3 separate regions of the Homo sapiens genome follow, and regions 2 and 3 are each linked to region 1. Evidence: chromatin loops called from intact Hi-C (ENCODE). Cell type or tissue: A673. All regions are shown on one strand.

Region 1 (8,000 bases):
ATATTGTTAATTGTTATCCCAATGGCTAAATACCAAATATGGTAATAACTCAAAACACCAAAACAAACAGTTAGTTTTAAATTATCCTCTCTAGCCTGCTGCAAGTTACGTTTTTTTTTTCAGCAAGGAAGAGCAAAAATTAGCCATATATAATCAATTCAATTATATACTCTCTAAAGCAGGTGAATTTTATCATAGGTTATACTTTAAATATACGTCTTCTATAGTTTAAAATATGTCTTTTATATTTTAAGTATGTTTAAAAGTAAAATGAAAAATATCTAAGAAAACAAAAGTAAAAAGTAGTCTCAGATATCATTTTTAAAAAGTGTTATAGAAATTTACAAATAATGTGGTTCAATAAAAAGTTTAAAAAATGATATTTTGCAACCCTTTCTTCTTTGTGGTCCTCAGGGTTTAAGTATTGTGAAAAATCAAAAAATGGTACAATTAACATATTTTTTAAAATCTATGTATATGTTCATTTAATGTTATGTATCTTTGTTGTATCTTTGAACAAACTAGAATGAGTTTATAAACTATGACTTATACATAGAAAACATATTGAATGCTCAACAAAATGATCAGTGCTACTAAATCTCTTCATGAGCCTTACAATACGCTCATCACTTTCTTTTACCTTAACCTATTTTTATGGAAAATTTTATGTTGTGGTCTTTTCATTTTCAGGTGGGGCACTGTTGTAAGTGGTTGAATGAATTTATACAAAACCAGTTCTCAGAAAATAAAATTGTCTGAGTTTAAAATTGCTTCCTCCTGGGGAGACTGCAATGTCTTAAAAGCTTAAAGTTTGAGAGATTTTTATGCTTGAAGTGAGAAAAGTACAGAAACAAGCTGATTCATGCACAGATGTCTCACATTTCTTTCTTCAGTCTCCAGCACTTTCCAAAAGCATGTCAGAGGTCTTATTTGAGGCATCTTTGGTGAAAATTAATAAAATTTTCAAAGAAACCCAAGCAAACAAAAAAAAAAAGAATGAAAAAAAGGATTTGTAGAAGAGATACTTCACAGAATCCAAAGAAACGTTGAAGAACCAGGTCTCAGGAAAAACAGAGGCTTTTTCAACTCTGCTATTACATAGTTAAACTTGCAATTCCCAGTCTCTGTGTCTTTAGTTCAAACAGTTAGTTAAGGAAGAGAATCTGATTGACCAGCTTGGGTCCAGTCTTCATCCCTGCTGCAATCAACTGTGAGCAGTAAGGTGCAGTCACACAGTGGAAGGATGTCTGCTGACTGTCCCTGCTATGGGATTTGGGGCAGAGAAAAGTTCTAATGGGAAAGGCATGAGGGCTGCACAAACTGCTACAAAGTCCAAGTTGTCCCAAACACTTCAGAAAGCTCATAAACAGATTTTCACTCCCTCAACTTTGCAGCAATATTTAATGAATACATGCTATATGTTTGGTACTATTCTATGCATGGGCATGGTGGAACAATACATTGGTACCCTCCCTATTTTGACACAAATGGCTGATTATTCATGAGTAACTGGCATTGAAGTCTTCCAAAGGAGCCAAGAAGCAATGAGTCTCTCTGGTTAGTGACCATCCCAAAGGTGACCACTTTAGATTCCCAGATGCTCTCTCACTTGTATAAAGACAAAAACTCAAGTTTTAATATACAACAAAGCGTTTGTGACAAGTCATTGTGCCATGGGACACTTAAATGTTCATTGGTTTGTGTTTGATGATAAGACTTCTTCAATATTCTGACACCTTCATTACTAGTTCATACCAAATTCTGGTCTCTGGCAGAAAGTCTAGCATTCAATATTGAGAAAGGACCCCTTTCTCCATATTTTGCAGTCTAGCATTACACCGGACATGTAACTGGGCTTAAGCAAACACTGATTGATTGACTTGGTCACTTTATCATTTCTGGTAACACATTAAATCATTATTACAAATGATCCTCAAGTAAGAGTTAAATTTCATTTCAAATGGTTATTCCAAATGTTGTGCATCCCTCCCAGGACTAACAAATTATGCAAGACCATGCAGGCAGGATTTAAAACCAACCTCCAGCAATGTTACTTTTGCAAGCTCTCTCCAATGTCTATATCTGCAATATCTTTACTGCCTCACATAAGGCTCTTTAAGCTTAACGTTGTTTTTAAGAATGTTCTTTTACTTGTTACTTTTCCTTATTGCTTTGTGGCTTAAATTTAATTCAGTTTTATGTTTTGCTTTTTTGATTTTTTTTCTTCAAAGTTCTGACTTTTCATGCTTGGGATTGTATGGAGTAGCCACTGTTCTTCACTAACGCAGTAACTAATATATGGTTGCCAGCTCACTTCAGTGCCTTCTTGAGAAAACAGTTATGTGCAAAGTTAAGTGGTGTAGGAATTAACTTACTGTGCTCTGTGTGTGTGTGTGTGTGTGTGTGTGTGTGTGTGTGTGTGTTTAATAGGATAAACTGCAAAAAAGAAAAAAGCTCCAGCAATTCCTCATATCCTGAATAAAAGAGACATGCCAAAACTATGACTAGATAACTTCGACTTGATTTTCCTACTAAGGTACTGGTAGAAATTTAATTTCAATTTTTAAAATCAGGCTGCTTGCTTCTAACCCAAACGTTCCCTGTAGTGGCACAAATAATGAATACATAAATGGATAAAAACCATTTTAACTTTCAATGCTTAGGGCATTGTCTGATGGGGAAACATAAGTTTATTTGTAGTACACATGAATGAGTATGCTAGTGTGAAGGCATAAAGTATGATGACTGGTAATACTCGCTTGGGTGATATTTGTAGCCACTGGACAGAAAGAAGCCTTGTTGCTCTATAATGAAGGGAGGGTTGCAGAAGATGCTTTCTTCCTGGCCTGTCCTGTGTAGCCATTACAATTTTGATTAGGATAGTCAGGTTTCGTCTAATCCAGCTATCTTTACATGTGGCCGACTCACCTTAGACCACTACCCTCTTATACTCCCCTCCACTTGAATGTGGGCAGAATGTGTGACTTGCTTCCAGCTGATAGAATACGACAAAAGTGAAGGGATTTTGCAAATGTAATTAAGGTGCTGAAACAGTTTGATTTTGAGTCAGTCTAAAGGAGATTATACTGGATAGCCTGACCAAATCAAATAAGCCTTTTAAAAGAGGGTTTAGGTCTTCCCTGAGCTCAAAGACTTGATGCAGTGAAACTCTCCTGGGTCTTGAAGAAACTAACTGCCATGGGTTCTAAAGCTGATGGAAACGAATTTTACCATCAGCTGCTTAAACTTGGAAGAGAACTCCAAGGTTCAGATGAGCTTCCAGTCCTGGCTGACATTGTGATTGCAGCCTTGTGAGACTGAGAAGAGGGCCCGGGTAAGCTGTACCCAGACTCCTGACCCAAAGAAACTGTAGGATAATAAATACTGGATGTGTTGTCTGGGCCTCTGCATGTGTGGTTATTTAACAATTGAAAACCAGTATGCTATAATAAATAACAATATCTGAAGATTATGTCATAAAGATGACAAAAGGATATCCATTTGTTTGTTTTTAAAATGAATAAACTGAGACACCTTAGAAAATATATACAGTATATGATTTCTTATATTGACTACAAAGTAGGTTCTGGTATACATCCAAACCTTTCTAAAGAAAAGCCTAGGATTAAGCTTATGTTTCTGGATTTTTGGACTCTCTTCCCAAGCCACGTATTGATTCTTGCCCCAAACTACCTGCACTAAAACGCCTGCTTCTTATTTTATGGAGGACTTAGTAGTGACATCATTCTGGTTTTGCTCCGAGGATAAGCTTTATAGTCTTTATCAGCTGGCTCCTGAGCAAGGATTTGCTTCCTATTAGTATGCCTTGGGAAATGCTGACTGCTGACTTTATAAATAACCCAAGAATGACTTTACAATGCTATAATTCTATGGATTTAATCAGATTGTTTTGGATCAGATTTACTTTAGGGACTATGTTTTCCTTGGCTAATTTTTCTGTTACATTTGCAATTTTGTTGTGAACAGTGGCAGAAACACATTCCCTTTGTAGGGAGAATAACTTATTGTGTGAATTTGGAGCTGAAAATAAGTGTTCCACACATGAGCATGCACGACACTTCCTGTGTTACTCTCTTAAAACCCTTGGCCACAGGATCTCTGGTATATGATGAGTTAATTATTTTATTCCTGATGCACCTTCAAGAAATGTAGCTTTACTAAGTGATGAATTATTTCTGAATTAGAGACAGAATTTAAGACACGTGCTGAGTTAGACAACCAAATTTTGCCGTGCTCATGAAAATGTGGATAAACACTTTCAAGACTCTCAAGTACTTATAGTGATAAAGTTACTTGAAACTCTCTATTGATATGAATACTTCAACACTTTGCTCATTCAGTTTTATGTTAGTCGCTGAGATCCTTTCCATTAACCATGTCTTTAGGTTCATAATTTGCTCATGTTTGTTTAATTTTTGCACTATGAGATCTATGCCCAAGGAAAGAAATCTTTTCTCAGTACAAATGCTTCACAAACTGTTTTTTCTTGAAGAGACACATTCAAATGTAAACATTATTTTTCCAGCAATGTTTCCAAAGTGGATATTTACTTTAATTGTTTTACACCTAAAATAGTTGCAAAATAAGCAGAAAATGTATTTGCAAGGCTAACTGCCCTTCTTCCACCAGCCGAATTTACGAGTCATGTTTCTTAATGGAAGCATCGCCCTCTAGTGGATAGGGTTGCAATAATAACTTACTTTTCCCACATAACTACCTTTGTGTGAAATTCAAATAACATAACCATTTTAAAGTGTACAATTCATTAGTATTTATTGTAGCCACATGTGCAAGTACAAGCTTTCTGTAGTTTCACGTTTTTATTACTCCAGAAAAAATCCCATAACCATTAAGTAAGCACTTCCTATTCGGCTGTCCTCCCACCCCCAGTAACCTTTAATCTATTTTTATTTTATTTATTTATTTTTTGAGACAGGGTCTTGGTCTGTTGCCCAGGCTGGAGTGTAGTGGCAGGAACAAGGCTCATTGAAGTCTCAACCTCCTGGGCTCAAGGAATCCTCCCGCCACAGCCTCCCAAGTAGCTGGAACCACAGGCCCCCACCACTATAACTGGCTAATTTTTGTAGAGATGGAGTTTTGCCATATTGCCCAGACTTGTCTGGAACTCTTGAGCTCAGGCAACCCTCCCCACCTGGCCTTCCAAAAGTGCTAGGATTACAGGTGTGAGCCACTACGCCCAGCCTAACCTACTTTCTATCTCTATTGATTTGCCCATTCTGGGTATATAAGAGTAATCACATAATATGTGATTTCTTGTGTGTGGCTTTTTACACCTCTCATAATGTCTTTGAGATTCATCCAAATTGTAGCATGTATCAATACTTCATTTCTTTTATGATTGAATAAGTCATATGAATATACCACAATTGTTTATTCATCCATTGCTGGGCACTTGGTTATTTCCATCTTTTTTTCTATTATGAGTAATGTTGTTATAAATATTTGTGTACAGGATTATATTAGACATATGTTTCCATTTTTCTTGGGTGTATACCTAGGAGTAGAATTCCTGGGTCATAGGATAATTCTGTGTTAAACTTTTTGAGGAACTGTCAAAAAAGGGCAATCAGGTACATCAAAATATGGTTTTCTAAAATATTGGCAGGTTTGTCAAAAGGTGCTGGTTAGTATTGAAAAAAATGACAATAGTTATTAAACACAACTGTGGTTCTTTCTATGCCAATTCTTTATATAAAGCCTTTCTAGAAATGGGAATGAGGTGATAATCCCTCTTAACATCCTGAAGACTGGCTCCAATAGTATGCTATAAGATTTATCAAATTAAAAATATAGGTGCATGTATTTGTTTATATTAAGGTAGTGTTTGAGTTGTCTGCTATTGCATTTTACTTTTCTGGTAAATTTCTCTCCTTTTCTTGAATCCTGTGCATCATGAAGACCATGAAGCCTTTTCTTTCAAAGAATAGGAATTCAGATAAAAATTATATCAACAATAGAAAAACATCACTCACCTTCTAATTTGATATTTATAAATCCATAGTAATGTCAGATTTTTGCATATTAAGACCCAGAGTTCAAAGAATTGAACAAAGTATGGATCCCAGAATACAAAGAATAGTATATTATGTAAAGAAAATTCCTGCCTCAAAGGGAAGGAAAATAACTGTTGCTAGATGCTGGAAAGTAAGAGAAAAAAATTAAGAGTAAAGGATTATATATGAGTGATCTGATTTTCCTCCCTCATGATTAAAACTAGAACTGGGGGTGGTGCTGGTGGTAGACGTTCAAAGATAGAAACATTTAAGGGACTCACAAGCAGAGGGCACGTTCTTCCCTTTACAGAACATAGACCATGAAAATTGCAAGATGCTGAGGAATGACCCACATTTAGCATAGCCCTGGAGAGCCTTGGTGCCATCGTGCAGGTACAGGAGGAGGCTAAGAGCATGGCTACAATGCCACATGGTCTGCACCTAGCACAAAAGAGGATTCAGAATTTCTTTGGAGTTTTGGCATGGGGAGGGGTAGAAAGCAGGGTATGAAACTGCCCAAAAGACCAATAGATCAGAGACATCTGGAAGCAACATTTAGAGAAGGAATTTCCATCAAGAGACCACAGAGCCTCTGTTTCTGATAATTTTACCTGTAGCCAGGAAATGATTCCTGTTCATGACAAAGCAAATAAAAGTTGTCAAGCAGAGTTCATGGATCTCTATAAGTCAAATCCTCCTTTAATCCTGTTGTTTAGTTCTTATGGATTTTCTCATTAATTAATGAGTTAAATGAAATCTTTGACATGTGGTCATGTGTTCATTTTCATGAAAATTATGGTTTTGGGGGTTTCTTGAAATTCTTTTTACAGAAGACAATGACTGTCACCTCAAAATGCTAAAATAGAAAAAGTATCTTGGTACTCATGTCTGGTAAAAATATCTTTCAAAAGTGAAAATTAAAAAATTAGGGGACAAATTCAACTTGAGAGAGTCAGTAAGAGCAGACCCATAGTAAAGGAAATATTAAAAAGAATCTTTTTTTCAGGCAGAAGGGAAATAATCCATAGATTAGTAGAAAATACAGAAAAGAATAAAAAACTAAATATTTTGGGAAAACTAAGTGATATGGTTTGGCTCTGTATCCCAGCCCAAATTTCATCTTGAATTGTAAACCCCATGTTCAAGGGAGGGACCTGGTGGGAGGTGACTGGATCATGGGGGTGGTTCCCCCATGCTGTTCCAGTGATAGTGAGTGAGTTCTCACGAGAGCTGATGGTTTTGAAGTGTGGCACTTCCTCACACTCTCTCCCTCTCCTGCTGCCATATAAGGTGTGCCTTGCTTCCCTTTCACCTTCTACCATGATTGTAAGTTTCCTGAGCCCTCTCTACCCACTGGGAACTGTGAGTCAATTAAACCTCTTTCTGGCTGGGCATGGTGACTCACACCTGTAATCCCAGCACTTTGGGAGGCTGAGGTGGGCGGATCACTTGAGATCAGGAGTTCGAGGCCAGCCTGGGCAGCATGGTGAAATCCCATCTTTACTAAAAATACAAAAATTAGCCTGGTGTGGTGGTAGGAGTCTGTAGTCCCAGCTGCTTGGGAGGCTGAAGCAGTAGAAACACTTGAGCCTGGGAGGTGGAAGTTGCAGTGAGCCGAGAGTGGACCACTGCACTCCAGCCTGGGCAAAGGGCAAGACTCTGTCTGTAAAAACAAACAAACAACAAAAACTTCTTTCCTTTATAATTACCCAGTCTCAGGTAGTATCTTTATAGCAGTGTGAAAACATACTAATACACTAAGTAAGTGTTGACTTCATAAAAGTAATAATAATGTCTTCCAGAGTTAGACTACATGTAAAATGAAAATATATAATAATAGTACAAAAGATGAAATGGGGGAAATAGAATAAAAGTGTTCTCATGTCCTAGCAATGTCCAGAAAGTAGCGAAATACTAACTCATTTTGGAGTTTAAAAAGTTAATGTGGCAATTGCTTGGGTAACT
Region 2 (8,000 bases), 68 kb before region 1:
CTTCTTTTCAGGCCATGATATGAGATCATGAAGTTGATCATGAAGTTGATCTCGTATCAAAGTGATTTCCTTACTATACGTAGTTCATAGAAATAGCACTGATATTTATCTAGATCGTTATAATCTTGAATTAAATACCTTACAAGTTATATTGAGTGTTTTCTCAGGGCATGCATATTCAACAGTTTTCAGCTCAAACAATTTAGGCCATTATAATATCTGAAATCTAAGCAATTGACAGAGAAATCAAATGATCTGCCCAACTGATTCATTGAGATATGTGAAATATCCAAATGTGACAATTAGCTTGATAAATCCATTCCTTGCTTCTTCATACCAAATCATAATTAAAAAGCAATAATGCTGCTTTGAACCAACCCCCTTTTAATATCTGTATAAGCCCTGTATTAAACTATCAGGTATTAAATATATTAGTCAAAAATAACATCTGATTAATAATACCTTTGAGTTGTGATGTACTATAGTACAAATGTTAATGTAATTTTTTCATTTGACTGGATTAGTTTATGTATACAGCACAATTTGAATATTATTAAATCTGACCCAAGCTTTCTTACTCTCATGTTATTTCCATTTCTTGTAAATGCCACCCCTCCATTTCCAGCAATAAGAGGTTATTTGCCAAACTAGCATATTTCCATTACAGATGTAAAGTTGTCTACTTATATTATAGGGGAAGTAATTAAGTATTTTGTTTTCTTTAGTATATTTTGTGAGACTTTAAGAGGCCATGAAAACCCACCCACAATTCTGGCAAGCTACGTTTAGCAAAGAAAGAAGCATGAAGCAGTAAGTAGAAATGACTAACAAACTGTATTTTTAAATTATCTGTAGTTGAGAGTAAGCCTACGAAATGCATTCTCTTCAGGATCTTGACAAGCATTGATAATTTTGGTTGTGCCTTAAATAGGGGTTGTCTACACAGGTCACATAATCCATTTACTAGTCTATCTGATTTGTTGTTAGCTTGCTTTTTAATGTCATCAGTGTTTATGCTGAAAGTGCTGTCACTGAAGTGCTTTGCTCGTGTTAATTGATAAAAACAAAATACTTCCCACCATCTTAGCTTTTTTTGAAAATAACGTACTGACATGCCAAATTAATTTAACTTTAAATAATATGTTGGCTACATATTAAATATTTTAACACGTAGTTTAAGCATGTGGTGCTTTATTTGCTACATTGCTAACATTGAATCTAATAGACTAAGGTTAATATTATGAAAATAAAGTATGATATGTCACAAATATTTAAATGAGTTGTAAAGAGAAAATAAGAGTTAGGAATCTCATCTGAATTATAACAAAAATAATAGGAAAGCTGTTAACAGCTTTATGATGATTTTTCCTCTTAACAAATAGCTGAGAGATTTGAAAAAAATGGTGTATGGGATGACAGTGCTGCCTTTGAAGCATGTAATTTTATAATAAAAATGTTTTAAATTAAGGAATTGCCTAGGGTAGAATATGATGATAATTGTGATTTTTTTTTGTATAGAGAAAAGCTACATAAAAGTAATGTTTATTTTCAAAGAAAGCAAAAATGTTTCAAATAAAGCAAAAAGGATATATGTGCATTTACAGTGATTTATATTAAATTTTAAATTAATTACCTTAACATTAACACAAATAGCTTTTAGGTTGTTGGAATGTGTAATTTTTTATACATATTAAATAGATTACAAAGGTAAGGAAATAATTGCATTAATGAAACATGGTTTGGACGTTAAGTTTAAAAAATTCTTATTCTAATGTCAAAATGTGTATTGAATGCTCCTCACTATCCATAGCCTGGACATATACCAAGCTTCTCTCTTTATGATTAAAGTGATTGATACATTAAAAAATACTTCTTAATTTATTGTATTATTCATTATATTGCAAACCACTGCAAACATAAAGAGAAAAAGGAAAGAGTGTTGTGAAAAGGGGACAAAGCTGTATATAGTGAGCTCCATTAAAAACCTACATTTAAATCTTAAAAATGTTTGTACCAAAGGAAAAAAAAATGGTGATGCCTTCCCATTTCTCACTGAAAGCCTTACATGGTTTTCATTTGCCTTGTTTCATCCTTCACTTGGACAGTAACCTCTTAACTGTTTTCTTTCATGCTTTTTTTTTCTCTCTTGTCTCCACTCCAGCACACATTCTCTCTCTCTCTCTATCTCTTCCTGTGGACTCTGCAGTAAAAGCTACCCCAGTTGTCTCATTTTTATAAGACTTGCAGACGTCTGCCAGTGGCTGATAGGAAATGCTGATTGAGAAAGGGTTTATCTACTTTTCATCCAAAATATGTGAACCATTAAGGAAATTATAAAAAGCAGCAACAATATACTCTGGTTTTATTCAGTCCTCTCCCTTAGTGATTATTAAAAGGGTGATATTTTTAGCCAAAGAAAGCAAAATGCATCTGCAGCAGCTGGTTTCCAAGGAAACAGAATAATTTAAAACCATGTGGAACTCTGCTCTCTAATTTTCATCAATTCCCCTTCATTCCTGGAGGTAGCTTTACTCAGAATTTATAATTTCTAAAAAATATAGCTGCATTGATTTATTTCCTCTAATACATTTTAGGAGATGAATATCTGGTCTTATATATCACCTTGAATTTCAATCTTGGGGTGAGGGGTGGATTAATTTCAACCATTGTTTTGCTTAAAAAAACAAAATCGGAAAGATCCATCAATAATTAGAAACATGCCAAAATTTCAGTATTATGTAATAATTTTTGAAATCCAGAAACAGTTCAAAATCAACCATACCAGAATATTTACTTGGTTCATTATGACACTTAACCATATAAACATGTTATTAACTATATTTAGTACTTTTAGGAAATTTAAGGTAATTCTCAATTCATTTAGATAATCCATACTAATATTCAGCAATTTTCTCACTCATTTTAATTTTCCAAGAACTATTATATTTGTGTCTGTTTATTCAAAGACAAAATCTCTCAAACAAAAAAAGTACAATAAATAAAAAAATTTGAAAAACAATAAACAAAAAGAAAAACAATAGCAAAAAATATTTAGAAATTATATAGTCATTCCTATTAGTTTTGATTCATTCAAAAAGGTATTAAAATATGTAGGAACAAATTATTTACCTCATTGAAAGACTTTTATTTTATTATTATAATCAACAGGTATTAATCGATGGCCAGTGTACTGAAGTCAGTCATAATTCTTGAAAGTTCAATTTTAATGAGGTTCTACCACCGTTAAATGACCTGTATTTATGAATTAAAGTAAAGAATTAAGTGACTGGGAGTTCAGTTTTTTTGTATGTTTTTACTGCAAGTGTGTTATTTATTCTACATACTTAGAACTTGTCCCTTTTTTCCCTAAGGCAATATAAAGGACCATATTAGGAGATACAAGCACCTAGTAAAGTTGCTAAAAAAAAATTGCCTAGAGATATTATCAACAATATAAATGCTCTGATGGAATTCTTATCTAGATGTGTTTGACTGATAAATTAAACTACCCATGAAACATGACTGTTAAGATGCTATTTTTTACAGCAATGTTTAATCTTTCAAAATTAGGTTTCTGTGCTTTAAAATAAAAATGGCTCCATGTAAGTTAACAAGTAGAGACAAACCATTGTTTAATTATCACATAAGCTTAAAGTTTGCTGAATAAAATAATGCAAATATTGAACAACATGAGATTTATCAAGAGGAGTAAGTTAAATAACAGGGCTTAAATGCACACAAATCATTCATTCTAAATTAATGCTAAAAGAGTCTACAACCTGCAAAAATAGTTTTCCTAAGCCTTTTACTGTATTGTCAATATTAAAAGCCATCACATGAAATTTTATATTGTATATTCACAGAAGGCTCCATTTTCTCAGGACCTGTGGAATTTACCGAGGTTTTCTCATCCTTCCTGCGATTCCTAGTAACAAGCTTGAATTAAACATTTTTGAAGAGACACATGATGATTCATTTTATCTATTAATTTTGCTTCAGTGACACTTGCATAGAAAGTTATTTAGGATAAGACATGCCTCTGGTGATTGTTTTGTTTTGTTTTTAATCAGCTAAGGATTTTGCAGAGAGAAAGAACAGCAAGCTCATTGCAAAGCTTCCTCAAGTAATAAAAGGGACACACTTTCAGAAAATGTCCTCAGAATAATTTTCCTACTATAAAATTGTTTCCGTAAAAATTAAGAAGCATTCTCTTTTAAAGAAAAAAAGAATTCTCTTTTCTTTTTTTTTATTTTTCGCTCTTACCTGTAAATATGGTTTCTGTACTTCGGCTCCGTCAGAACACACTGAAGAGAGTACACTCCTCCCTCGTCTATCCATCAGGCGGCAGCCAACCAATAACAAAAGCCAGATCCTGGCATTCTCTAGCTCATGCTCCCTGCTTTGCTTCCATTTCTTGTTCCCTCCCACCTCCACTCTTTTAGAGGACGAATCCCTGCAGCTGGGAGAGAGGAAGCGAGTGGAGAAAAGAAATATGGAGAGAAAAGCAGAGATGCAAGATATTTCAAAAAATAGCTCCCAACTATGGAAAATGTCTGCAGATGACCTCAGCTGAAGTAAAAAGTCTTGCTTTGGATTTAGAAAAATAAAGTTAATCAATGCCTCACCTACCTGAAATCAAAGCAAAATGCTCATAGTAAAACCTAGGTAAATTGCCTGTTTTTTAGTTCCCACTGATTTTTCTCAGTGAAAAAAGTGTACCTCCTCATTATACATTTTGATATGCAGACAGAGGAGGGAGACTGAACATCAAGATGACATTTTGCATATTCAGTTTGCAAAGAGATAGAATTAAAATGAATCAACACCCTTTATACTTATGTTTTATATTATTTGCACTACAACCTCTGTTTGACAATGTTTTCATTCAAACGCAGTTTCGAGGCCTAATCAGTATGAAAAATATTTCATTCTGAGCATTAGAATATTCAAATATTTCACAGTTATGTGGTTTGCATTACTTCAGATTCCTTAAATGCCATCAATTTGTGAATAATGGAACTTATTAAAGATTAAAAAGAGATCAGTCACTTGGTTGCCATGCCTCAAAGTGACCAGCTGAACTCCAATTTTATTCTAATAAACTTAAACAAAAATCATTTCACTTCTGAACCTAGAGGCATAACATGCATTAAAGGACAGTTAAAGAAAACACCAAATTAGGATTTTTTAAGGCAATAAAGCAAATTCATCCAGTTTCAAACAGTTTAATTTTTAAAATACTGTAATACAAACCAGGGATCTTTATGATAAAAATTCTCTCAATTGAGCTTCCTCTAGTGGAGGTGGTCTGAAAAATTTCCTTAGAAAGACATATACAGTAGATATCACCACTATAGAGGTATGTACTGGCTACTTGAGGTATTTATAAGCCTTGCTCTTCAATTTCTTAAATCAGTAATGTGTCCTCATGGGAATAAGGCCAAAGGGAGTAAAATTAGAGGGAAGGGCAAGCAAGCATTCTTTAAGAGTTACTGGCATGGTGGCAAATCATTAGTCCAGGAATATCTGTACAGGAAGGGCTTGGGGTGTCAATATTGTTAGGAAAGGAATGGCTGGTGACTTAAACTGATACTAACTTTAGATAGGAGTGCACTGATTTTGCTTAGTTTGCACTGTTATTTAGAGTAGCTTTGGGAGGCTCTGCTAAAGATTATGGGGAAGACTAAACTATCGCTTATTCCCACCGCCAAGTCCTCTGTTGTGAAAAATGCTTTCAAAGCCTTTGTGGTCCTATTGCTAGGAATAACTGGAGGAATCCCTAGGACAGACAGCATTTTTAGAAATAGTTGTTCGGGGCCATCTTCATCAGAACCACTAGGGGAAGATTCATTAAAAATGCAGGTTCATGGGCCTCCTCCAGATTTAATGAATAAGCATTTGAGGAGTTTCTGACTCAGCATTTTTAGCAAGCTCTCCCAGGTGATTTATATGTCAAGTGTGATTGTAGACAGAGACTTGTAGGCAAGTATTTGCAGGGCACAAATTCTAACCAGATTTCTTCTGTTTAGATGATGATGCCATTGTCTCAGAAAAAAAAAAAAAAGAGAGATTTAGAGATTTGGGAACAAAATAACAAAATTAATTTGAACGTTTTGAACTTTTTGGATATCCAGATTAAAATATTAAATAGTCAGTTAAACTCATAAATAAGGCTGGGATGTAGGTTCAATTTGGAACCCCCAGCATCTAGGGTTCGGTTAAAGTAATGAAAATAAATGAGCACCCTAAGGGTTTAATATAAAAATTTTATAAAGAACTCATAAAACTTAACAGTGGAAAAACAAACCCAATACAAAATGGACAAAAGGCCCAAATAGACATTTCTCCAAAGAAGACATAAAAATGGACAACAGGTTTATGAAAATATGCTCAGCATCACCAATCCTCAGGGCAATGTAAATCAAAATTACTAAGAAATACCACCTCATATTTATTAGGACGGCTGTTATCAAAATGTCTGCAGATAAATGTTGGAGAGAGTGTAGAGAAAAGAGTACTCTTGTACACTGTTGGTGGGAATGTCAACTGCTACAGCATTATGAAAAACAGTATGGATGATTGTAAAAAAATTAAAAATAGAACTACCATATGATCTAGCAATCTCTCTTCTGGGCATATACTCAGAAGTGGAATCACAACTTTGTAAAGATATCTGTATTACCATGTTCATTGCAGCATTATTCACAATAGCCAACATATGGAAACAACTTAAGCATTCATTGATGGACAAGGGGATAAAAATGTGGTACAAATACACAATGGAATATTATTCAGTCCTAAAAAATAGATCTTGCTTTTTGCCACTATGTAGATGAGCCTGGAGGACATTATGCTATGTGCTATAATCCAGACACAGAAATATTGCCTGGTCTCACTTATATGCAGAATCTTTGTAAAAAAAAAAATCAAATATATAGAGATAGAGAACAAAACAGTGATTACCAGAGGCAGGGACTGGGGGTATGGGAAGATGTAGGTCAGAGGATACAAAGAAGCATATATATATATATATATATGTATGTGTGTGTGTATATGTGTGTATATATATATATATATGATGAACAAGTCTAGAGATCTAATGTACAACATGAGGACTACAGGTAATGAAATTGTACTATGGGTTTCATGTAAAATAAGTAGATGTTAGCTACTCTTACCACAAAAACAACAAAAAAGTATAGCTATATGAAATGATGGATATGTTAGTTTGCTTCACTATAGCAAACTTTTACTAATTAAATATATATAAATATTGTGTTTAAGATAATATGAGGTTATGACATACATCGTGTTTAATTAAGACAATATGAGGTTACGTATGCCATATTTATATACATTTATTTTTTAAAAAAGAAAAACATCTTTAGCAGAATTAAAAATGCTGACTAAGAGACTCCACCCCATACCTACTGAATCAGAACCTTTGGAATGAAGCTTAGGGAGCTCCATTTTGATAACATTTTTCAGCTGACTTCCTTTGTACACTAAAGTTTGAGAATCATCACTCTAGGAAGAGGAGAAATAAGTTGAGAATGAAACTCAGGGAATTTACTTACCTTTAAAGAACAAGCAGAAAGCAGAATGAAGAAAAGATGCTTAGGAGGAACAGTTAGCGAGGAGGGAAGCCAGGAGAGAATGGTGTAGCAAAACCCAAAGGAGTAGAGAATTTCAGGAAGGTGAACGATTATGGTGAGGGCTAATGCCTTGCTATTCAAAGTGCAGTCCACTGATTCCAGCTTAGACATCTCATGGGAGCTGGTTCTAATGCAGAATCTCAGGCCCCACCCCAGTAAACTGAATCACAATCTGCATTGTAACAAGATCCACAAGCACACTCAAATTTTAGAAACATTGTTGTTACCTATGAAATTTGCAATTTGGTTCTTGGTGAACTGACAGTGAACAGTTTCAGTGGAGTGGTTGGGGTAGGGCAGGATGACTGCGGTGGTTGGAAAAACAGATGGAAGATAAAGAAATGG
Region 3 (8,000 bases), 380 kb before region 1:
TCTTTGGTATATGCCTAGTGGTAGCTAATGAATGAAATACGTAAGCAGTACTATAGCATCCCTTCATCTATATAATAGGAAAATCTCTAGCTCTGGTAGCAAAAAAGTTAACTTTAGTTGCTGCAATCAAGAGTCACAGCATCTCACTCAGTTTTCAGACCTAAGTCAATTCACACTCCCAGAGCTTTTCCCCAAAGGGACCTGTAGCCATTTACCAGAGACTATGCTTTGGGGAAAAGGAAATAATCAGACCTTTCATACTAATTCCTAGGGGGACCCAAAAATACTGTGGCCAACTGTTCAAAGTGGAGACTTAAAAGTGCTCAGGTAACAAATGGAGTCTTAGCTCCAGTTGTACTCATAGTGGGTCCAGGGGGTCAGCAGATCTAGCCTGTGCTTATTTCCCCAGTTCTTTAATGAATAATTGGAATAGACATACTGGGTAACTGGCAGAATCTCTATATTGACTCTCTAAACCAAGCTTGTTTAACCTGTGGCCCATGGGCCACATGCGACCCTGGATGGCTTTGAATGTGGCCCAACGCAAATTTGTAAACTGTCTTAAAACATTATGAGATTTTTTTTTTTTTTGTAATTCTTTTTTTTCCCCCAGCTCATCAGCTATCGTGTTAGTGTGTTTTATGTGTGGCCCAAGACAATCCTTCTTCTTCTAATGTGGCCCAGGGAAACCCAAAGATTGGACACCCCTGCTAACCCATAGAGAGAGGACCATGTGATAGGAGAGCTGAGTAGAAGGCTTTAGAATTTCCCCTTTCTTCAAAGATAGTAAATCAGAAGTAATAACATATCCCTGAGGAAACTCTCAAGATTGATGTCACTATCAAAGATTTGAAATAAGACTTGTGATATCTATCACATCCCCACTTAGCTCACTTATTTTGCCTCGGCAGAAGTTAAATGGATCTTAGAGAATGGCTGTAGACTCCCCTAAACTTAATTATTGGGTGACTCCAAATGTAGTTGCTGACCCAGATGTAATATCTTTATCAAACCACATGGCCCCTGGCATTTGGTATGTAGCTATTGACTTAGTTAATATCTTTTTCTGCCAATTTACAAGGACCACCAAAAACAATTTGTTTTTATCTAGCAGAGCCAACAATATGGCTTCACAGTCTTGCCTCAGGGCTAGATCAATTCTTAATCTTAATCATCGTAACATTTCACAAGTCATCACACTGATCCACTACATTGATGATAATATGCTGATTGTCTCTGATGAGAAGAAAGTAGCAAATACTTTAGATATCCTTGTAGAGCATATAAGAATTAGAAGGTGATAAATCAGCCCCACAAAAATTCAGCAAAACTTCTGGGCATTCAGTAGCCACTATGCTCGATAGGCTTTTTTTTTTTTTCTTTTTTGAGAGGGAGTATCATTCTGTTGCCCAGGATGGAACGCAGTGGTGGGATCTGGGGGTCACTGCAACCTCTGCCTCCTGGGCTCAAGCAATGTTCTTACCTCAGCCTCTTGAGTAACTGGGACCATAGGTGAGCTCCACCACACCCGGCTAATTTATGTATTTTTTTTGTGGAGATGGGGTTTTGCCATATTACCCAGGCTGGTCTTGCACTCCTGGGCTCAAGCAATTCGCCTACCTCAGTAGTGCTGTAATTACAGGCATGAGCCACTGCACCCAGCCTCAATAGTCATTTTTGAATTTGGGGGCAACATTTACAACATTTGAATATGCTACCTCAACCTGTTTACAGAGTAACTCATAAGGCTGCCAGTTTTTAATGATGATCAAAGTAGAAGAAGGCTCTGCAGCAAGCCCAGCAGTACAGGCTATGCTACCACTTCAGCTTTATGATCTAGCAAACTCAACGACTCTCTTGGTATCTGTGCCAAAGAGGAATGCTCTATGGAGCCTCTGGAAAGTGCCAATAGCAGAATCACAATACAGACATCTAGGGTTTTGAAATAAATATTTTCTTCAGATAACTGTTTACTTTTTGATAAACACCTTCTGACTTGCTACTAGGTAGATATTGAATGCATAATTATGGAGTGTCAGGTTATCATGTGGACCAAGTTTCCCATCATTATCTGGGTAAAATCTGACCTATCTTTCCATAAGGTTAGCGATGTACAACAGCAATATATCATTGAGTGGAAATAGTACATGAGACAGAACTAGAGCAGATCTGGATAGGACAAATAAGTTGCATGAACCAGGGACTCAGACTTCTTTGGTAGCAACTCTAATGGCATTGCCTTGTCTCTTTCAACTCATGCCTGTGGCTTCTTGGCGATTCCCTTAGTCCATTTGTTAGAAGAAAAAACAACAACAACAACAACAACAACAACAACAAAAAAACCCCTCAAACCTGATTTGCAGATGAATCTGAACAAAACACTAGTACTACCCAAGATTAATGACTGTGTAGCACTATAGCCCTACTCGTGAGTAACTGTGAATAATACTGGATAAGGAAAACTTTTCTGTAGGCAGAGATTTGAACAGTAAATATGGTTGTCCACCATGTTGGGAATGAGACATGCCTAGAAATACAGATCTATATTGGTCATCGATGGGTAGTTGTTAATGGTTTTTATGGTCAGAGTTGGAAGGAACAGGATTGGAAGATTGGTGACAAGGTAGTTAGTTTGAGGAAGAGGTATGTGAATGAACCTTTCAAAATGAAAAGACCCTGAAAGAATTTGTATCCCCTCTGAGTGCCCACAAAAGCACATCCATTGCAGAGGAGGCTCTTAATAATCAAGTGGACAAAATGACACATTCTGCATGTCAGTCAGCCTATCTCTCCAGCTGTCTCAGTGGGCCCATAAACAGGAGTCTTGGTGGCAAGACTGGAGCTGTGTATGCATGGGCTCAGCAACATGGCTTCCCCTTTGTAAAGTTGACTGGGATAGCGCTGCTGCTGAGTTCCTAATCTGCAGAATCCAGCATTGAGCCCCTGCGGGGATCAGCCAGCCTCTGGGTGGCAGGTTCATTATACTGGATTTCTTCCTTCATTGAGGGGGCAGAGACTTCTCCTCACTAGAATAGACAAGTATTCTACATATGGATTTGCCCTTCCTTGACATCACCAACATCTGTGGACTCCTAGAATGCTTAAGGGCATGGTGAATACAGAGTAGTAGTTAGTGTAAGAAAGAAGCCATAGATATTCATTATGGCCTCGCAGCCAATTATGTAAGTGAGGATTATTGTAGGTTTGCGTATTTTTTCTTTAAAAATTTTTTTTCAATCAGCTTTCTCAGGTTCAATGCACATTTTTTCTTTGCCTCTTATATCTAGGTTTTTTTTGTATATGTTAACAATTTTCTTCTCTCATTTTCATTTTAAAAATGTTAAATAGAAGCCGTTGGAGATCAACTTTCCAATTTAGGTAACAGAATATTTAGTGGGACTGTGACAGAATTTAAGGAGTAACTCAGAGTCACAGCAATGACTACAATAGCTGTTAGGACTCTATGTCTCTCGTTTTTGAGGAGATAGAACTTCTTCACTTATAAAGAAGGACAGTTAGACTTTGTTAGGTGAAATATAGAATTGTGTTGTTATTGTACAGGAGTTTCAGTGTGTGGGAGAGGGTGCATGTGGAAGCTGAGTAGTGAAAAGTGTAGACTTTGCTGCTTATCAGTTTACTGTCTCTTAGTTCCAAATTTACTGTATTAGCCTGCTCTGTAATAATGGAGCTGGGCCTTGTAAATTTCTTTTTTGCTGGCTCGTACAATGTTAAGCCTTGTCAGTAGAGGGCACTGGAGGGACACTGAAGTGGCTGAGGCTTCTCTTTCTGGTTTCTGTGATGCTCACTGGCTAAGCTCCTTTTGAGCATAGTTTTCCTCCACTGCTCACTCCCCAGTATGATTTTCTCCAGTACTAGGTATCTGCAGAACACAGCTTTTTCTAGAGTTGGTGTTCCCCACACACTGCACTTTCTTTAGAGCTTGATTTAGGCAGCAGTGGTGTACCCTTGAGACACAGACACCATGGACCTGCTCTGTCACCTAAGTCACTGCTCCCCAAACTCTCTCCTCAGATCCACACATGCCAAACTCGGGGCCCCACAAGACTGGGTGTCTAGGGAGCCAGCTGCCCAACCTTTGTCCCAGGCAGCCAGCCCAGAGCCGTTGTTACCTGTGTGGCACATGAAAGTTCACTAAACTCCTGCAGGGGACAACCTCTGTGATTCCAGATTCCCTCAGCAGCCAGCAGTTTTCCTCAGCACCTAGCTAGTTCTAGGGTTCTGTCCCCCGGCTGTGAATGGCCTCTTCTGGAACTTCAGGGGCAGATTTCTGGTAAGTCCCATGAATGAAGTACTTCTATGACTTTTTACCAGGTAGTCAAAGCTAGGGCATCTCCATAGACATCTCTGGATCTCAGCCCTGGTGAGAGGAGAGCCCTTCCTTGAACACTTATTTCAGCCATAGGGGGAGTGGTTGCCCCTTATACTGTATTTACAACTCCTGTATTCTTTAGAATTCTCCTTAACTCCCACTAGGCAATTTCCTGTTACTCCAATCCTCTTTTAATACCAGATTGTATTAAACTTTCTCTGTTCAAATTAGCATGTGGTTTCTATCTCCTTACTAATCCAAAAGCCAACAACTATGTTTACAAGGTAAATAGATGGACAAATGTTTTAAAATGCAGTGCCTCTACCTGGGGGGCAGGGAATACCAGTTACATGAATAATCTCTGGATCCACCTAAATCACTCCTCAGAATTCCTCTACTCTGTAGTATGCCATAAGTAATCAATGCATATCTTTCATATGTAATGTAAAAGTCATTCACAGGTGTAGATGTGGCAGGAAAGAGCATGTGAGCCCCTGAGTTTGTGACTCCCTTGACAGATAATGTAGTATCATAATTACTTGTTTGTGTCAAACTGTCAAGATAGAGTTGGCTAGCTCACAAATCAAGATTCTATCAGCAACCTTTCACATTCAGAGATGACGATGAGGGAGATGTCTACCTGACCAGGGGTAGCTGAGAAGTTGGATGTCTGACCCTGTCCTTCTCAGTATTGAAACCTGTGCCTCACGGTTGCTGATGGTTAACTCTGTCACTGAGCTTTTTGTCTCACAGCCTGCAGATATCTTGGTTCAGAAAGCTGTTCTTAGTTTATAACAATTGCAAGTAGTTTAGTCATCCACTGGTGGCATTGCCCAGCCACCCAGAGTAACTCTACTTTGCCTTTAGCTGAGATCTTTGAGGTATGTCTACTGCTGCCCCCTCTGAGACAGAATGTGGCTGTCTTCATGCAGTTTGCTTTGCATCAGTGTTTGTCTCTTGTCATACATCCACATGCCACTTCCTGCTCAGAAGAAATGCTGCCAAGAATGTAAACATGAACTTAAACATAATCAAAACTAACAAACTACAGCAGCAAAACACCATGAGATTTGACCCACCAATAAATGCAAGCAGAAATGACTTTCTGCCACTCCTCTGTTCCCTAACACTTTAACCAGTAGATGAGGGGCACATAATAAAACTTCTACCCAAGCACTTAAAGGTTTATTATCAGGGCAAGGTCTTTAAATTTTGTTTTTCTTTGTTTTGTTTTGAATTCAATTAGGAAATACAGATGATAGATAATGTGTGGCAAAGATCCAATGAGTTTTATAATAATTCACAATAGTGTACTTTTCTTAATCTATAATCTATATTAGGATATTGGGATGTAATTTTGTTTTTTTTCTGCTTAGTGTGGTTACCCCTAACTCTTTACAGCATGCCTTAACTCAGTAGTAAGGAAGTTTTGTATACCAAATTAGACATCACAGCAATTAAATTCATCAGGAACCAGACTTTAAACTTCTGGAGTTGTAATGGTTTATTGTCACAAACATGGAAACAAGAAGTGAGAGGAACCACTATCTTCTTATTTCATTAAATGTTACTTTCATGTAAAATTATAATGTTCTGCTTTCCACTACTTCAGAAAATTGCTACAGTTGGAATTTTTAGGTTAAATGAACAACTAATATTTCTGCAACCTATGCTTCTTCACCTAGAGGGACAATCATGATGGATCTTACCTTGATATTTTCCCTTCTCAATTTGTGTTTAAACAAGATCCCCAGGTGATTCATAGTCACTTTAAAGTTTGAGAAGCTGTAGTCTAGATAACTGGAAGCTACCACTTGTTAGTTAGATTATTTTAAATTTGTAAGATTTCAGATGGAAGCATATTTTTACCCCTGAGAATAATCCATTGATTTTAACATAGCGAGTGTCACAACCAGTTAAAATTGTGTATATTGCTTTAGCTTTTCACTTTATGAATATTTTTATTAATGACTTTTTGCAATGGCTACATATATACCAGGTTACAGATTAATAACTTTTTAAAACCAGGTCTCTGAATTTCACTCTTAGGAATTCATAAGAATTTAGAATTTAGAAGATCTCTGAATTTTTCTTTTCTTTTTTTTCTTTTTTTTTAGTTTTTAAAAACTATTTCATGATTTTTGACTTCTCTTCCTCTGTGAATCTGATCTTTGGTAATTAGCAAATAGCCATCTTGGATAGGTGTGTTTAAAGGTTTTAGAAAGAGTACAAGAAGAACAAACCCTTTATCTGCTAATCATTTCTAATGTGCAAATATGACATGTTATATCCTGAGTTTGCTGTTGTGCTGATTTTTTTCTTATCAATTCTCAAACTTCTGAGTCCAACTGGAAGTTGACTGTAGGAGAGATTTGTTTTGTTTCACGAGCTGTTTTTACGTAGGGCTTCCAATTTGGCAGGTAGTACTGACAAGGAACATGGCATTATTCCCGGAAAAAGGCATTAAAAATCCTGGTTTCATTTTACTCATTTATTTATTGTGTATCTTTTGGCTTATGTCTTTTATTGTTCAGGTATCAATTTTCCCATTTTTATGATTGGAATAAAATATTTATAAAATTATTTTACAGAAACATAATTTGCAGTAAAACCTCAGTGCCTCATTTATATCAGCGTAAATCCCTGAGTCTTTTTGGAAAACTGTGGGTCATTCTTGCCTTGGATTTTATCGTGTATCTCCATGTCTAAATAACTTCTATTCATTTACATCAAGAATCTATTTTGAAACACCCATCTTTGGCTTATTAGAAATTAGTAATGTGGTTGCCTTTGGACAGATACAACCCTTATCAGATGCTAGTTTTGATTTGCCCAAAATATTGTGATCTAGACAAGTAATTCTTAACCCTTGCTGCTTGTTAGAATTATCTGGAGAGCTTAAAGTAACAACAAAAGCAGAGTATATGCCCTGCCCCCACATCAATTAAATCAGAGGTGAAGCCTAAGGCACTTTATTTTTTTAAGAGCTTTTCACTAATGTATATCCAGAATTGAAGACAGCTGATGGAGATGCTTAGTGTTGAGTGTCATTCAGCATTAATGGAAGCCTAATATTGCACATTAACAGCAAAGTACAGAAAAGTCATAATGAAAATCCCATCAATGTTGGAATCTTTAAGTGATCAGGGTTGATAAGAGAAGATTAATCCCTTCAGAAATAGTCTGAAAAGATCAAAACATCATCTTCCTACTTCTAGGCTCTGCCTCTGTAAGGTTCTCAACCTCTTAATCTTCCATTTTAAGATCTACAATCTTATTTTCAATCTTTATTACTGAAATGGTGCTTTGAAAAGTTTTTAAAAATCATTTATTTGTAAAATATTACCCAATGATAGGAAGCTATTTGTAGTTTTTATGGTTTTTCCTCAGTTTTTTTTCTTATCGCCTTTTATTTAGGATATCAGTTCTTGACTCTTAAACATTTTATTTTAGATAATTTCAGTTAAAAGCTCAGGATTTTACATTGAACTTGAGTTTGAACAGAGTTAGAAAAATGCTGGTCTTAAACTGAACTGGCATGGCCAAGCCACTTAATCTCTTTGACTCTCCCTGTCTGTCAGTAAAATTGGAATTACAAAGGCTAGGCGCAGTAGCTCATGGCTGTAATCCCAGCACGTTGGGAGGCTGAGACAGGAGGATCCCTTGAGTT

What was found. A loop is a pair of places that touch in the nucleus more often than their neighbours do. Peaks named below come from ENCODE experiments on the same cell type or tissue, not always from the same donor. Only the 100,000 strongest peaks of a DNase experiment are listed, where the experiment ranks them.
Region 2: it touches region 1 in a loop (2.5-fold over the local background); 6 of 110 quality-filtered maps call a loop at or near these places.
Region 3: it touches region 1 in a loop (6-fold over the local background); 12 of 110 quality-filtered maps call a loop at or near these places.

The regions. Positions count from the first base shown.
Region 1 is chr2:165,398,173-165,406,172 of GRCh38, reverse strand. No RefSeq gene overlaps it. Among named protein-coding and RNA genes, the nearest start is that of CSRNP3, 68 kb to the left of the region's middle. In A673, a CTCF peak has its summit at 4,691 (motif pointing left); DNase peaks (open chromatin) are centred at 3,812, 4,112 and 4,672; H3K4me3 peaks cover 846 bases; H3K27ac peaks cover 3,289 bases.
Region 2 is chr2:165,466,004-165,474,003 of GRCh38, reverse strand. CSRNP3 (cysteine and serine rich nuclear protein 3) reads right to left here and starts at 4,306. Exons shown (of 7, transcript NM_001172173.2): 1 at 4,264-4,306. In A673, no CTCF peak of the experiment used is centred here; DNase peaks (open chromatin) are centred at 2,253 and 4,383; H3K4me3 peaks cover 4,600 bases; H3K27ac peaks cover 4,888 bases.
Region 3 is chr2:165,774,984-165,782,983 of GRCh38, reverse strand. The region is part of intron 1 of GALNT3 (polypeptide N-acetylgalactosaminyltransferase 3); the gene reads left to right. Among named protein-coding and RNA genes, the nearest start is that of GALNT3, 15 kb to the left of the region's middle. In A673, a CTCF peak has its summit at 3,737 (motif pointing right); a DNase peak (open chromatin) is centred at 3,773.